Regions from separate parts of the Homo sapiens genome. Here region 1 is linked to region 2. The links are chromatin loops, found by intact Hi-C in ENCODE. Cell type or tissue: mammary epithelial cell. All regions are shown on one strand. Links, peaks and the distances in the headings refer to the core of each region. The heading gives the core; the rest is flanking DNA. Region 1 overlaps LOC105370802 (a long non-coding RNA gene). Region 2 holds the start of LOC105370802 (a long non-coding RNA gene).

Region 1 (8,492 bases), core at 2,517-5,016, 150 kb after region 2:
TCTGGCAAGAAGTTTTTTTGTTGTTTCTGGGTCTAAGAGGGAATAAAAGAGACAAAATTTAGATGTGGACATAATGCAACTTCCAGCATAATTTTATGATTTATAGGAACAATTGAATATTTAAATTGAAGACTACTCTGAAAAATTTCATGGTTAAGAAAGTATGCTAGCTTAGCTGGGGCCACAGCAGTAAAGGAGTGGACATTCTGAGGCAAGGATGGTGAAAGGGAGGGAAGGAAGGAGCCTTTCAGCTGTGACAGTGTCAGGGAAGTACAGGCAGGGGCAGGTGAATCAGTTGTTATCTGAAATGCTTATGTTGAGACACATCCCATTGCAGCCCCTAAAATGGTTCACAAGTTGGCTTCTGTCCCCATGTAGGCAAAATTTCCACTATTCAGGCTGTGAAGGGAGTTGTCTCCTCCAGAGAGACCCTGCCCTTTAAAAGAACACAAATGATTTTATTATGGATAACCAAATTAGAGATAACACTGTTAACCCCATCTGAGAAAACCAAACCAAAACAAACCAAAGCTGGAGGGGCAGGAGTGGTCATGTGAAATGATTTTCTTCTTATTAATTTCTTGGGTCATTTAGAAACTTGCAAAATTTTGAACCACTCATCCCTGGTCCTTGGCTTCACTAGGCTATCGCTGAATTTCCCTGGTACACATTTCTTTTTTTCTAGTCATCCAGGGATGCCATTTTAGTGCAGAGCAGAGCCAAGAAGGTCCTGCATGCTAAATATCAAAAACAGTCCCCAGGAGTTATCACAAACCTCCTTGCAGGTTTGTGTCTTTGGGAGGAGAAGAAATAAAGCGGCTATCTCCACGTTAGCCATTGACTTTCATGTCTCCCTTCTTTACTTCCTCCTGGGCTACTGACCCTAGTGACCCATCAAAGCCTGGGTGCAATGTTACCTGGCATTCTTCTTGCTTTTTTCCTATGGGTGCTCAGGCCAGCAGCTGGCACTATTTGCCCCAAGTACTTAGCTTGTCCCAACATTCTGACGCCATGCTCATAGCTGATGCTACATGAGTGAGTGCATAGGGAGGCACGATTGTGCTAGCTAGGCCATCCACTGGTCTCAGAGTCCTTAGAGAACACTCTTCAGCTTCTGTTTGGCTTCTTGTCCTCCTGATCAGAGGAATGACCCCTCCTCTCTCAGATGGTTCCTTGCTCTGGAAAGAATGGAGAACTAACATCAAAATCGGATGATTATTCACCCCTTGGGATTCTGACTTGAAGAATTTCTTAGGTTGGAGGTGGTAGGTATTGGTGCAGGCAGTCTTTCGTTTTCTGTCTCCTCGGCAGAAGACATCAGATGTTTGGTCTTCTCCAAGAAGGGTGGCTGGGGAAAATTAGTGCAGCCTTCTGAATAGGTGTATGATTGATTTGGTGGTGCTAGCTCTTGATTCTACTTACAATGCCTATAATTTTTGAAAAATCTTCTACCTTCCAGTAAAGAAAAATTCCATTTCCCACACTGAAATTATCTTCTACTTCTCATTTATGATGCTGTAGTTTTCCACCCCCCCGTTCCACTCCCTAACTTCTTTATTATTATTATTATTATTATTATTATTATTATTATTATTATTGTTTTTTAGACAGTTTTGCTCTTGTTGCCCAGGCTGGAGTGCAGTGGCGCGATTTTGGCTCACTGCAACCTCCACCTCCTGGGTTCAAGAGATTCTCCTGCCTCAGCCTCCTGAGTAGCTGAGATTATAGGCGCCCACCACCATGCTCGGCTAATTTTTTGTATTTTTAGTAGAGAGAGGGTTTCATAATGTTGGCCAGGCTCGTCTCAAACTCCTTAACTCAGGTGATCCACCCATCTCAGACTCCCAAAGTACTGGGATTACACAGGCGTGAGCCACCACACCTGGCCCACTCTCCAACTTCTTATGTCCATTTTCCTAGGCCACTTCTAGAGATGATAGCACATAGATCTCAAAATAGTTTTAAAATCTTGAGTTATTAGTTTAAAACAGCATTAGGAGAACTTACAAGTACTTACTCTGTCATAACCTGGTTCAGCTTGTCCCAGGCTCTGTGCCATCGTGGAATCCTTTCTGTTTCCTCCTAAGTCATTTGGTCTCTCCTTTCGCCTTGTCTGAATCAGGTCTGCCCTCAATGCCAAGTCAACACCTGCCTCCCTTTCTCAGGGTACAGTCAGAATGTAGATTATGTCTCAATTCAAGTATGCCTTGAGAACGAGATTTCCATAGAGTAAAAAAAAAAAAAAATCACTGTGAAAGAGATAATGGGAAAAGAAGATGAACAGCTGCCTCTCTTGGGGTGGGGAAGAGAAAGAGAAATCAGAAAACATACATGGGAGAAAACTACTTTTTTAAGAGTTGGCTTTTCTCAGATGATAAGTAGTTTTATGAAACGAGTTTACTTGAAATCACATGGCCTTGGTTCAAACTTTGGCTCTACTACTTATTGCTGTGTGACTTTGGACAAGTCACTTAACCTCTCTGGTCTCAGGTTTTTTGATATTGCCTCAGGACAATAATATCCGATTTTTGGGAGGTTGTGAGAATTCAAGTTTCAAGTGTTGAGAACAGTGCTTGACACGTAGTAACTACTCAACAAACATTAATTTTTGAAAAGCCATATGTTTTTGGACCAAATTTGCCAATGTTAAAATGACCATAATAATGATAACAATATTCACAAATCAATGCCTAGAGTATCTGGAGCTGGCGGTGCATGTTTGCAGGCCTGGTTCTCAGGCAAGTCCAGGAACCTAGAAGTTTGTTCCTCTTCTGCAAATGCTGGGGCAATGGGAAGGGAACAAAGCAGATAAGGTTTCCAGACCACAGTCAGTTGGCAATCCCTGCCCTGGTAAATAGAGGACTGTGTGATGTCTGTTTACCGTGTGCTCAAGAAAGGAATTCCAGCCTGGCTTTCTTTCAACTTGGTGCTAACCACCTGGAGAGGAATAGTTTAAGAAAAGATTTAAAGTACCAGTACTTTTCAACAGAGCTATGAGAACCTGCTTGCTAAAAATTCATCTTGTCTAATAATTACATTTTTCAAAACTCTGCAGAGCTGTGATGGTCCCCGTGGTTAGTACATCCTCTAACACAAACAGACCCAAGCAGACAAGAAGGGTGGGCCTGATGCAGGACATTTGCCCAGAGCCGCCAAGTCAAAGTGAGCTTTGTGTACAGCCTGCTGGCTCATTAGGGGTGTAGCTGCTGCATGCTGGTTCATTAGGGGTGTAGCTTCACATCCAGGTTCCCTGGGCTCTTCAGGACAGAGAGGCAACCTAGTGAATGGGAAAGGACACTGGCCTAGTGGGAGGTGTTTGGGTCATGAGGGTGGATCTCTCATGAATGGCTTAGTGCTGTTTCAAGACTAGAACCAAGAATGAGTTGGATTAGGAGGTCTAAGATTCAGAGAGCTGAAGTTCTTCTGCTGTAAAAAGAGGTTCATAACATGAAGATCTACCTATTTGCCAAGGTCACGGGAGAGGTCTAATGAGAATAAAAACTATAAAGTGCTGTTCAAACATTAGATGGAGTCATTACCTGTTCTGTTGATAGAGTACCAGAATACCTGTATGTGAGTCTGTGCATATGTTCCTGTGTGCTCGTGACAAAAACAGACTCACTTTAAACACACACATTTTATATTGCTGTTCCTATTATTTCTGGATCTTTAAGAAAAATAATTTGCAAAAGTAATAATGCTTGCAGCAAACATTTACGTATACTTTCACTTCTCTGAGGCAACCACTGTCAGCTTTGTTTTAGTCTGAGTACTCCGAGAAGCAGATGCCAATCTGGTTAGACATGCAAGAGATTTATTAATGAAAACACCTGTAAGGACAATGAAGAGTGAGTCAGGGGAGAGGAGGAGAGTCATCTGACTGAAATGCAGACCTGAGGCCTGTGAAGAGAGAGAGAAGGAAGGAAGGTCTTAGATAGTAATGCAGTTTTGAGAAAGTTTCACTGAGAAAGACACAGACTTTGAGGCAAAGTCTTGTGTCAGGAGTTGTGCCTCTCCCAGAAATGGACCTGCTTTTGTATTCTTACTGCATTTATTCATTGGCTGGGATCAGCCTCACATTGTCATGGCCGCTGCAGTGCCTAGTCTTTCAGACTTTCTCTATGTCTATGTAATCTTTTGTAACACACACACACACACACACACACACACACACACACACACATGCATGAATATGTATAGATATCTACATAAACACTTACAGTTTTGTGGGTAGAGCCATGCTTTACATTTTGTTTGGCAACTTGCAATTTTCATTTAATAACAATTTTTTATGAACATCATCATATCAGTATATGATATGGTTTGGATATTTGTCTCCTCCCAATCTCATGTTGAAAATTGATCCCCAGTGTTGGAGGTGGGGCCTGGTGGGAGGTGTTTGGGTCATGGGGACGGGTCCCTCATGAATGGCTTGGTTTTGTCCCAAGACTAGAACCAAGAGTGAGTTCTTGCTCTACTAGTTCACATGAAAGCTAGTTGTTTAAAAGAGCCTAGTACCTCTCTTGCTGTCTCTTTCTTGCCATGTGACACACCGGCTCCCCCTTTGCCTTCTTCCATGATTGGAAGCTTCATGAGGTCGTGACTAGAGGCAGATGTTGGCACCATGCTTTTTGTAAAGCCTGCAGAACTGTGAGCCAAATAAACTGCTTTTCTTTAGAAATTATCCAGCCTCAGGTATTCTTTTATAGCAACACAAACAGACTAATATAGTATATATAGATTCTTCTCATTATTTTTAATGTGAATGGAATTTTATTATTTGCTATACTGAATTTTATTTAACTCATCCTCAGTTGATTTGCATTTGAGTTCCTTTCAGCTTTTCACTATTATACATAGGCCAGAAAACCTACTCTCACGTACATATTTTTATGTCCATATGTAGCTTTTTAAAATAGGGTAAATTCCTATAATCGAAATTGCTGAGTCAGAGGACATGACATGTAAACTTTCAATAGATACTGCCAAATTGACATCCAAAATAATTTCACCAATTCGGCTCTCCCACCAACAGTATATGACAGTGAATCATCAGCCATTGCTATATCAGTCCCAGGCATTGTCCTTCTTTGTAATTTTGCCACGTTGATGAGTGAAAAGCGAACATGTGGGCTTTAAATAAACCAATTTCAAAGGGAGAGTTCCTATATCCATGATTCCTTACGGCTTTCTCCTGGTGGATCTATCTATTCCTAATCCAAGCTGTTAGGAGCCTGGGTTTGACTTGTATAGGTTAGGAGTCCTGAACTCAGAAGCAGAGAAGAAAACTGGATGTGGTCTCTTATGCCAAATACCAATCACAAGCCCCCAAATGGCACCATTAGAAACTTGTTTCCTTGGAACTCTGGGAAGCTGTTAAAACCCAGAGCCCTCTATTGAAGTGAAAATACTCTCTTTGAGCCTCAGATATAATCCAGGATCTATGTTTTCCAATGGGAAAACTGAATTCTTTCCTAGACAGTGCTTCAATCAACCAGGGTCAAAAAATGAGTTAATGATAGAGTTCAGTCTGAGACCAGGTTTTCTGACTTCTACTCTCTTACTCTACACTGTGAGAATACAAATAATATTTTTTAAAAATCATAATTACAGCTATAAATGTTGGTGTTAACTAACCGTTTGGAATCATCAAGTTTCTTAAGTCAAATAGAGAAAATGAAAGCTAAAAGCACTAAATGCTTAATATCTGAAGAATTACAATGTATGTATTCATGTCACCATTTAGCATTTAATGAATCAAATACGTGGCTACAACGATGAAAAAGATAAAAATGGTTAGCTCTCTTGTTTTAGGGAAAGTGACTATGATGCTTTGGCTCTCAACAAGTAACTTTCATGTGTCGCTATTGTGTATATATAAATACATATAACAGGAAGTTTGGTTGCATAGTTTAAGTAGTTGTCCAAAGACCTTCCTAATTTCCAATTTAACCTAGTGTTGTAGATCCTAAACAAGCCATTCTAAACAGGGGAGTGAGTCCCTCTCTGTGACTCCTCAGAGCTGGTTGACAGCATTCCTTTGATCACTTTACTTTTGTACCCTGAGATGTAATTTATTTAAATCTGGAAGTATGAATTCTTAGGGTGTGAGTAGTACTAGTAAAAATATTCCCTAGTTCTTTGTAAAGTGGGAGGTGTTTGGGTCATGAGGGTGGATACCTCATGAATGGCTTGGTGTGGTTCCAAGACTAGAACCAAGAGTGAGTGCTCGCTCTATTAATTCACGTGAGAGCTAGTTGTTTAAAAGAACCTGGCATCTCTCTTGCTGTCTCTCTCTTGCTTTCTTTCTTGCCATGTGACACACCTGCTCCCCCTTCGCCTTCTTCCATAATTGGAAGCTTCCTGAAGTCCTGACCAGAGGCAGATGCTGACACCATGCTTCTTGTACAGCCTGCAGAACTGTGAGCCAAATAAACCTCTTTTATTAGGTTTATTTTAATTCTTCAGGAGTATTTTTTACTAGTTTGGAACTTTGAACTAAACAGAGAGAACAGTTTTGGTTAAGTAGAACCAAAGATCCCACTCCTTAAGTGAAGATAGAATGTAGAATGCCTCTCATTTCTGTTATCTTAGAAACCTGTAACATTAATTCTTGTGCCCCAAGTAGTGAGTCTGTTTTTTCTTGTTTATATTCATGATTTGAATTTATTACTGGGGATTTTAGTCTTTCTTCAGGATCTATCATTTGTCAATCCTCATTTTCCAACATTTATATAAATATTTTTCATTCCTAGCTCTGAAATCACATTGCTTTTTTTTGTTAACCTTTTTATTGTAAATGAAAGCACAGATTATGAAAGCCACACAATACGAATGTGTGGCTTAATGACTTATTTATGAGGCAAGTTCTCTTGTAACTATCACCCAGGTTAGGAAACAGAGCTGTATCACTGACCCCAGAAGTCTTCTATGTGCCTGTTACAATATCCAGCCTCCTGCTCTTTCAAAAATGGTCACCCACTGGACTTTTCTTATATTCCTAGACACTGTAATTTAGTCTTACCCATTTTTTATTTGCTTTTAAGTCTCTCTTGATTTACAGTGCACCCTTCATAACTTTATTTTCCCTATCATTTGTCATTTGAAAAACCTGGGGCATTTGACCTGTAGCATTACCCATAGTGTGGATTCTGTTCATTGCATACTTAGGGTGCAGTTCATCATGCTCCCCTTTACTTTGGATTTCCTGCAAGTTGGCAGCTGATGCAAAGTATTTATCAGATTTATGATCAATCTCTAGCAAGACTATAGGAGGTTGTTCAATCTTTCATCAAAAGGCACATCATGTCTGATTATATTTTTGCAACACTAGCAGTGGTGGATATTCAGTATCCAGATCCATTAGTTTATTGGGAGTAGCAAGGTAGTTACATTTTACTCTTTATTCTTTACTTATTAGTTAAAATATTTTGATAAAAAATGCATCTCATCATATACTATTTGGTTACTCCATGGTATTATATGTATAAGAAAAGCTAGATAAATTAAAAGGAATTGTGAGGTTTATAACAACGTGTAAGAAAAATGTATGAAAAAAATAGCAAAGGCCGGACGCAGTGGCTCACACCTGTAATCCCAGCACTTTGGGAGGCTGAGGCGGGTGGATCATGAGGTCAGGAGATCGAGACCATCCTGGCCAACACGGTGAAACCCTGTCTCTACTAAAAATACAAAAAATTAGCCAGGCGTGGTGGCGCATGCCTGTAGTCCCAGCTACTTGGGAGGCTGAGGCAGGAGAATGGCATGAACCCGGGAGGCAGAGCTTGCAGTGAGCCGAGATTGCGCCACTGCACTCCAGCCTGGGCAACAGAGCGAGACTCCGTCTCAAAAAAAAAATATATATATATATATATTTAGCAAAAAAATTGATTGATTACTTTATTTCCGGACAATATATGAGTGTGTGTGTGTTTTCTTTTCTGTGTATCTCATATTTTAAAAATCAAATCCTGGACATTGTGTGTAAAATAGTGAGACTGAAGAGAACAAAATTTGTGCCTGAAAATGGGCAGTTCTCTTCTTAAGTTATGCTTTTACTGTGGGGTGCTTGAGCTAATCCAGCCAACATTCCAGCTGTTTTTTTGGGTTGTTGTTACAGTTATGTTCAGTACACCATGGACTTCAAATTTCTTCATTGTTAAACTGCTCATAGTTGTATTCTGTGTGGGCTCTGAGGCTGCAGCAGGGTTTTTCTCAGAATTCCTGTCCAGTCAACTTCCATTGAATCTTGCATGGCTGTACCTGGGGTCTCTCTTCACGCCCTAGCCCCTTCTCAGAGGCAAAGTGCTATTACTCGTAACTCCTTGCTAGGCTGCAGTTTCCTGTGATTGGGGCAGAGTTCAGTGTTTTTTTGTTTTGTTTTGTTTTATTTATCTTACCCGTTTAACTCTCTCCAGGTAAATTTGTCTTGGTAGTTTTTATTTGATTGTTTTTTTTTGGGAATCGCCGAAGTTGGAGTTTTTTTCTTTTTC
Region 2 (8,492 bases), core at 2,435-4,934:
TAGATTGGAGGGAGAGGAGGTGAGACGCAAAGGGGTGGAGAGGAGACCAAGGAAACCCTGGGGAGGAGCCTCATTACAGAGGTGAGAGGTCACCTAATGCCCATGGAGCAGGGAGCAATGGAGGATAGGGGGAAAGGGTGCTAGGACTGCAGGTGCTGACCAGCCCAGGCCTCCGCCTCCACCTGGCTTATTGTCAGTCAGAGCTTCACCTTCCTCCAGAGCATGCTCCCTACTGTTGACTGGGGACTGTGCTGTGAAATTTAGCAAGATCTGGCAGAAAACTCTTCCCCATCCTATATCTTTCTTTGGGCAGAGACTCAAGGACCTCAGTTGTGTGACTTTTCACTTCAGCAAAGTTGGTTTTATTAGCTCTACTTCCCCCAGTTTGGTAGTAATCCAGCTCACAAATCCATCCTTACAGCCTACTAATCCATGTTACATCCTACTAGTTAACGATTGTCTTCTAAATGAGGAATGCCTTCCAATTATTTTTATGTGCAAATACAATACTGCAGGTGCTTAAACATCAATAATGGTAAAAACAACATGGTAATTGCTCTAGACTGAATGTTTGTATTTCTCTCAAATTCATATGTTGAAGCCCTCAACCCCAATGTGGCTGTATTTTGAGATAGAGCATTTACAGGAGTAATTAAGGTTAAATGAGTCCACAAGGGTAGGGCTCTGATCCAAAAGAAATAGTGTCCTTATAACGGGAGGAACCAGAGAGCTCTCTCTCTCTGCCATGTAAGAATACAGTAAGAAGGTTGCTGTCTACAAACTAAGAAGAGGGCCCTCACCAGAATTCAATCATGCTGGCACCTTATCTTGGACTTTCAACCTCCAGAATTGCAAGAAAATAAATTTCTGTTCTTTAAGCCACCCCAGTCTGTTGTGTTTTGTTATAGTAGCTCAAGCTGATTAAAAAAGTATTTGAATGGTTGTGGTTAAGATGAAACTTTTCTAGAATTCAACTTACAAATTTAGAAAATGGCTGCTATTTATGATTAGAAACAACATGTTCATTGTCAAAAGTCCTGACACATTTGCAAGATAACATGGCAAAGGAGAAGTAGAACTGAGATTTGAAATCTCTCCCAGTGTCTTGGGAGAACTTGTCGATGTCAGTATTACTTCGGAGTTCTTTTCCTGTTCAGCACTGTCCTATTTCTGCTTAGGTAGTAAAGGAAAGGGGAGAAATGTATTTGTCTAAATTATTTCACTTGCCAAGTAGAAATAAATAAATAAAAATAAAACTTTCATTGGTTTAAGTATCTAGGAAGTCTGGGAAGGAGATCAAGCATGGGTGGATCAAGAAGCTTAATTTCTTAATTTCTTGACCTTTCAGCTCTGACTTTCTTTGTGTTGGTTTCTTTCTCAGGTAGACTCACTTCATATGTTGACCAAGTGGGCCTGGGCAGGGTTAGACTTTCCTGGTCTAGAGCCCACAGACCCAGAGACAATGCCTCTTTTCTGTTAACAGTAAAAATCTGGTGAGAACTTTGAGGATTCAAGCTGGGTTTGTGAGCTTCCCGGAACCAGTCATGTGCTCATCCTTGAAGGAGAGGATTAGGTCAGCCATGTGTGAGCCACATGGACCGAGAATGGGTGTAGGTGTGGGGTTTAAAAACCCACATTTACTACAAGGATAGGAAGGTGGACACATCCTGTCTTCTCCATTAACAGTGTTAATTTATTCATTCATTCTACAATTAGCAATCGCATGGGGCCTGGCCGACTGCTGAGGTTCCTCAGGTGAGTAAGACGGGCTCCAGCCTTGGAGGAGCTTCCAGTCTAAGGGAGCCCGAGTTCACAGAGAGGGTCCCCTAGGACACTGGCACGGCATCCTGCTGGCCAGGAAAGGGAACTGCTGCTCCTCCAGAGAGGATAGGTGGGTTTGTTGTTTTTTTTTTTTTTGCCAGAGAACACCATGGTTCCTGCCAGCACCTGCTTACGACAGCCCTTTCAACGTCGCAGGGCTTGTCAGTGGGTTCTGTGACAGAACCGTGCAAGTAATGGTACGCGGAGAGGGCGCGCGAAAGCGCCTGGCTCGTTCCTGGAGCCCGGGCTGCGGACGCCCCCTGCGTGCTGCGAAACCTGAGGGGTCTCGGTCCTTCCTGGCCTTTTATAGGCCGTGCCTAGAAACGCTTGGCTTGACCAGTTAGAAGTAACGCCACGCTGTGAATGTTTACCACCTGCGCACTGTCAGCGCTGAGTAAAGGGGCCCGAACCCCCGGTTCCAGGAGCCCCTGCTCGCCTCTCCAGCCACCTTCCCACCAGCCCACAACGCACAAGGACCACAGCTTCCAGAGGCGCCGTGCGCTCTCTTTCCAGGCGCTTTCCCCCTGCTGGAATGCTCCACCCCTTCCGCTCGGCGAACTCCTATTCATCCTTCTGGACTCCTTCCCAGAGCTAACTACAGACCTGAAAGATTTCTTCTTCTGCGCTCTCAGGGAACAACAGTCCTTAAAGTCCAGCTCACGCTGCTGTGCTGCAGCGTCGCTCTCGGTCCCCTCCACTGCACTGGGTCTCCCCACTGCACTGGGCCCCCTCTTCACTGCACCCGGCCACTCCACCGCACCCGGTACCCCGGCCCTCTATGGCACCCAGTTCTCTCTCCTCGGCACCCAGTTCCCCGCCCCCACCTCCGCCCCAACGGCACCCAGTCCCTCGCACCCAGCACCGCCCCCGTCCCTCGCACCCAGCACCGCCCCCGTCCCACCAACAGCACCCAGTCCCCCCGCTCCGCCACGGCACCCAGTCCCCTCAGGGCACCCGGTTCCCCGCCTCCGCCAAGGCACCCGGTTCCCCGCCTCCGCCAAGGCAACCGGTCCCCCCCCCCCCCGCCCCCCGCTACGGCACCCAGTCCCCCGACGGCTCTCGGTCTCCTCCACGCCGAGCCTCGGAGAGCAGGGGCTTTGCTTTTCCGGCTGAGGTGTTCAATAAACATCTCTTAAACAAAGGAGTGCGCAAGTGAGATAATATAAGGTAAGTGCTTGCCACTATACGAATGTACAGAAAGGAAGATGTTATTATTTTACTTCAGCCCCATATTTAATTATAAAGCATTTGTGAGCAAAGCTGATTAACACTGATTTCTAATTTCTAGCGTGAGACATGACGCTTGGGAGACAAGCTGTAAATGAGACGTGGGGCTTATGTTTTCGGTAGGTGAGATTTAATGTACACAAGGGTAAGAGTAGGAAACAAAAGTAATTCGAAGTTAAATATGGTCTTTTTGGTTAAATTCTACGGGTTCTGGGAGGAGGGCAATACCATTTCCTGCTGAGGTGAGTTTGCTCACCCATTGCCATAATCACAATCGTAATAAAAATAACATTAATAACTACAATTGATCGAGCTCTTTGAGGCGGACATCGGGTTAGGCATTTTGGATCCAATTTCTCATTTAATCCTCACGACCATCTTGAGGGAGCGCATTTTACCCGTGTTTTACGGGGGACTGAAGCTTAAGGAGCAGTAACTTGCCCAGGTCACGTGGCTAGGAAGAGACAAGGTCAGGTCAGAGCCACAAGAGGGCGCTCTTCCCCTTTCTATTCTATGTTGTCCTGTGGTTCCCGCTTTTCCTCAGGGGCACCTTCCACAAATGTAAAAACCCCACATAAACATCTTGTTTCTCTGTCTTCCTCCTCCCCAGTGTCTCTCTCTCCTCTCAGTCTGTTTGTCTCCTCTCAGTTTCTCTCTCCCTTTCCTTACTTGTTTTTTGTCTCTCTCTTCCTCCTTGTTTTCTGTTTATTTATCTATTTCAGGGGATGGGCAGCCTTGGGAATATGGGCTGTAGGTAGGAAGAGAACATTTCTGGAACTGAAAATTATGCTGCATCTTGTCTAACGGGAAGCAAAATTTTTGAATGTGGGAATCTTGTAAAATCTAGACGTTGGTCATCAATACACATGGCATGAAACTGTAAAACTATGAGCAGCTGTGGTGAGTTGTGACTGGGAAGCCACATGGGGTGTGTATGAGCACATGCATTTGCAAGCTTCCCTGGAGCTTCCTCCAGGTTACTCCTGGGTTCTGCCTTTCCCTGGTTACACTTAGGATTGAAGCCTCATTCACCTCTGTGTATTTGCTCATGCTTTTCCTGTCACTGGTGTTAATTTCTGTAGTCTCTCTGCATGTTTAACTAAATTCTACCTCTTTTTTTTTTTTTTTTTTGAGACAGAGTCTTGCCTGTTGCCCAGGCTGGAGTGCAGGGGTGTGATCTCAGCTCACTGCAACTTGAGTCTCCCAGGTTCAAGCGATTCTCCTGCCTCAGCCTCCTGAGTAGCTGGGATTACATACAGGTGCACACCACCACGCAGGGCTAATTTTTTCTTTTCCTTTCTTTTTGTTTTTTTTAGACAGAATCTCGCTCTGTTGCGCAGGCTGGAGTACAGTGGTGTGATCCGGGCTCACTACAACCTCTGCCTCCCAGGTTCAAGCGATTCTTCTGCCTGGGACTACAGGTGCGTGCCACCATGCCCGGGTAACTTTTTTTTGTATTTTTAGTAGAGATGGGGTTTCACCATATTGGCCAGGCTGGTCTCGATCTCCTGACCTTGTGATTCGCACCCCCCCCCCGCCACCTTGGCCTCCCAAAGCGTTGAGATTACAGGCGTGAGCCACCGCGCCGGGCCTAATTTTTTTATTTTTATTTTTAGTAGAGACGGGGTTTCACTTTGTTGACCAGGCTGATCTTGAACTCCTGGCCTCAAGTTATCCGCCCTGCCTTGGCTTTCCAAAGTGCTGAGATTGCAGGTGTGAGCCACTGTGCCTGGCCAAAATTCTACTTATTTTTTTATAGAGGAGTAGTACAGGCTGTTTCTGACTGCCCCATCTGTAAGTAAACAATCTAGTTTTGAATTGTCAATTGATTTAAAAGTGATAGTTTTCAAATCTTCATTGAGGCATTTTGTATCCATTGATTCTTTCTGCCAGGGCACACACTCTGTCTACGTTATGCACTGAAGCCTTTCTGTGTATCCTTACTGGGCCTTGATGCTGGGTAACTGCACGATTCTGGTAACCAAACCTGGTGGCACATCCCAATCAGCTTTTTCAAAATAGGGCTTTCTAGACTTTCACCTGGAGATTCTGTCTAGAGGTGTTTGGGCTGAAGCCTGGCAACTGTGTTACATGAACAGTTGGCCCCCATCCCTGGGGCATCTGCCTCTGCTGCACTGATGCCTTCCCCAGCTCACATCATGGCTGCATGGGGCCAGAGGGGGTTCCCTGTGATGCTTGCAGAAAAGCTTGGGTCTGCTGGTAGGAGTGGAAAATGGACTGCTGCCCACTCCAGAGTGGCTTTAAAGGACAGTGGAGAGGGAGTCTTCCTAATGAGCAGAGCTGTGAGCAGTACCCTTGTTTGTCCATCTTGTATGGAGGGAGAAGGGGCCCGAGGTCGCTTACATGGACTCCTGGGGAGTGGTGACTGATTTGGTTGCAAGTCTGGAAAGAGCAGGAGTGGAAGATCTGAGAGCAAGAGTCAGGGTGAGGTGTGGATGAACCTACAGGAGTGGGCAGAGAGCACTCAGATCTCCCTGCTGGCCATCAATACCCGGCTGAGGGTGAGCACAGCAGAGGAGTCGCTCAACAACCGGGTGGACAAGACGACTCGTCTGGTAGACGCCTGCCAGCCTCTGCCCTTGGTCACTCCAGTGCTCATGTTACCAGAAAGGGGTCCTGATCTAGATCCCAAGACAGGGTTCTTGGATCTCACACAAGAAATAATTCGAGGCTAATCCATAAAGTGAAAGCAAGTTTATTAGGAAAGTAAAGGAATAAAGAATGGCTACTCCATAGGTGGAGCAGCCTGAGGGCTGCTGGTTGGCTATTTTTATGGTTATTTCTTGATTATATGCTAAACTAGGGGCAGGTTATTCATGAGTTTTCCAAGAAAGAGGTGGGCAATTCCCAGAACTGAGGGTTCCTCCTCTTTTTAGACCATATGGGTTAACTTCCTGACGTTGCCATGGCATCTGTAAACTGTCATGGCACTGGTGGGAGTGTCTTTTAGCATGCTAATGCATTATAATTAGTGAATAATGAGCAGTGAGGTCACTTTTGTTGCCATCTTGTTTTTAGTGGGTTTTGACCAGCTTCTCTACTGCAACCTGTTGTATCAGCAAGGTCTTAATGACCTGTACCTTGTGTGGACCTCCTATCTCATCCTGTGACTTAGAATGCCTAACCTCCTGGGAATGCAGCCCAGTAGGTCTCAGCCTTATTTTACCCAGCCCCTATTCAAGATGGAGTTGCTCTGGCTCAAACACCTCTGATGCTCACTCCACGGGCCCATGGCTGGAAGAGTTACGGTAGTAGGGATAGAGGCTCTGTAGAGGGCCAACAGCAAGGGCCCCCTCTGACCAAAGCTGATCCAGTTACTGCCACTGCTGAATACCCGACCTGTTGATGGCAGAGAACGAAGATGACCCCTTGGTATGGTCCTACTTCTTGGAGAGTCTAGCTAGACATTTGCTGGCAAGTTGATTCCATCAGGCCTTTCTCACCCTGCAGGGGACAGTGATTGATTCTTTTTTGGAGTTGATTCCATCAGATACCATCAGTTTGCCCTTCCTATGTCTTTGCTGGTATCATCCAAGGGTTCACAGAGTACCTGATTACTGACATGGGGTTCCATGTAACAGCTTTTCAGATGAGAGCCCATTTCACAGTGGAGAAAGTGTGATACTAGCACCCAGCACAGGGTTCTCTGGACCCACCACGCACCACATGGCCTGGCAGCCTAAAGGAGGATGCAATGGCCAGTGGGCCTTTGTCCCCTCAGCTGGAATCAGCTTGTGGTAGATGTCCCTTAGATAGAGCCCCCAGAGACATCCAGGGACTCTGAATGCAGGTATTTCCATAGAGAACAGGAGGCCAGAGGAAGCAGGAGTTCAGGCCTGGTAGCATGTGTGCAGTGGGACACTAGATGTCTCAGAGCAGGAATCTGTATTTTTAAAGCCTCTTAAGGGATGACAGGTACTCTCCTAGGGTCGAGAACCACCGGGGGGGGGAAAGAGGATGAAACATGGAGGAGGAAGAGCTGGTTGTGAGTCCTGGTGCCATCACTTGCCCAAGGTGACCTCCCTTCGTCACAGGCTGAGGTGAGGATCACAGTTACTGGCTTACTCATTTATACTCTTTTCTCATTAGAACTGGGATCAACATATCAGCTAGGATCACCGTGTGTGAACCACTATTAAATGAGTTAATATACATAAGGTATATAAAACAGTGCCTCAATTGCACAAGAGCACTATAAAAGGATTAGCTATTTTTATGCAAGTGATTGTTACTGTTAACAGAGGTTGAGGCACAGAGGAAGTCACTGATGAGGCCCAAAAATGCCTAATTCTTCCTGTCCATTGGCTCCTTGAGAACCCAGCAGCAGGCAGCAGGCAGCAGGATGACCATTTCTTGCTTTCTTTTTTCTCTCCACTTTTTATTTGGAAATAACTTCAAACTTACAAAAATTGCAAACATAAAATAGTGCAAGGAGCATTTATATACCTTTTACTCAGATTCACGCATTGGAATGTTTTACTCCCATTTGCTTTATTGTTCACGTTCTATTTTTTTCTTTGAGATGGAGTTTCGCTGTTTTTGCCCAGGCTGGAGTGCAATGGCGCGATCTCGGCTCACTGCAACCTCCGCCTCCCAGGTTCAAGCGATTCTCCTGCCTCAGCCTCCCTAGTAGCTGGGATTACAGGCGCCTGCCACCACGCCCGGCTAATTTTTTGTATTTTTAGTAGAGATGAGGTTTCACCATGTCGGTCTGGATGGTCTCGATCTGTTGACCTCGTGATCTGCCCACCTCAGCCTCCCGAAGTGCTGGGATTACAGGCGTGAGCTACTGCACCCGGCCCTATTGTTCATGTTCTTTATCTTTCTTCCTATCTCTCTAAATTTGTGGAATATATATACATACATATTTATATATAGATACAGATGTATATCCATATATAAATATTTATTTATTTATACTATCGTATATTATATATGCATTCCCATTTTTTTTTGGAATTAAAGGTGAGTGACATCATGGCCTTTAATCCTCAATACTACATTATACCAAATACTAAATTATAATACCAGGAGTACTAAATACTACACAAAGGATGATCTCTTATATAACCACAGCACAGTTGTCAGCCTCACACATTTACACTGATACAATATGTTATCTAATCTACTGTTCATATGCCAATTTTATCAGTTGGTCTAATGATGTTTTTTTCCAGCATTTTTCCCTCCAGCACAGAATCCCCTGTAGGGTCAGGCTGCATTTAGTTGTCCTGTTTCTTCAGCTTTCCTTCATCTGGAACATTTCCACAGCCTTTCTTTGTCTTTTATAACCTTGACATTATTGAGGGACACTTCCCTTCCCCCTGTTGTTTTAATAGGACGTTCCTCATGTTACATCTGTCTGGTGTTCCCTTGCAAGCAAGGTTGTGTGTTCTTGGCCGCCATGGGTCCTGTTGTGCAGG

Evidence for each region. Hi-C counts contacts between places; a loop is a spot of excess contacts. Peaks named below come from ENCODE experiments on the same cell type or tissue, not always from the same donor. Only the 100,000 strongest peaks of a DNase experiment are listed, where the experiment ranks them.
Region 1: it touches region 2 in a loop (5-fold over the local background); 3 of 110 quality-filtered maps call a loop at or near these places.

What each region holds. Positions count from the first base shown.
Region 1 is chr15:45,852,543-45,861,034 of GRCh38, forward strand. The region is part of intron 2 of LOC105370802 (a long non-coding RNA gene); the gene reads left to right. Among named protein-coding and RNA genes, the nearest start is that of SQOR, 220 kb to the left of the region's middle. In mammary epithelial cell, for the core only: no CTCF peak of the experiment used is centred there; a DNase peak (open chromatin) is centred at 3,849; H3K27ac peaks cover 774 bases.
Region 2 is chr15:45,702,302-45,710,793 of GRCh38, forward strand. LOC105370802 (a long non-coding RNA gene) reads left to right here and starts at 2,894. Exons shown (of 5, transcript NR_135680.1): 1 at 2,894-2,988. It overlaps LOC124903484 (a long non-coding RNA gene), which reads left to right. Exons shown (of 2, transcript XR_007064617.1): 2 at 1-882. In mammary epithelial cell, for the core only: a CTCF peak has its summit at 3,542 (motif pointing right); a DNase peak (open chromatin) is centred at 3,510; H3K4me3 peaks cover 1,153 bases; H3K27ac peaks cover 562 bases.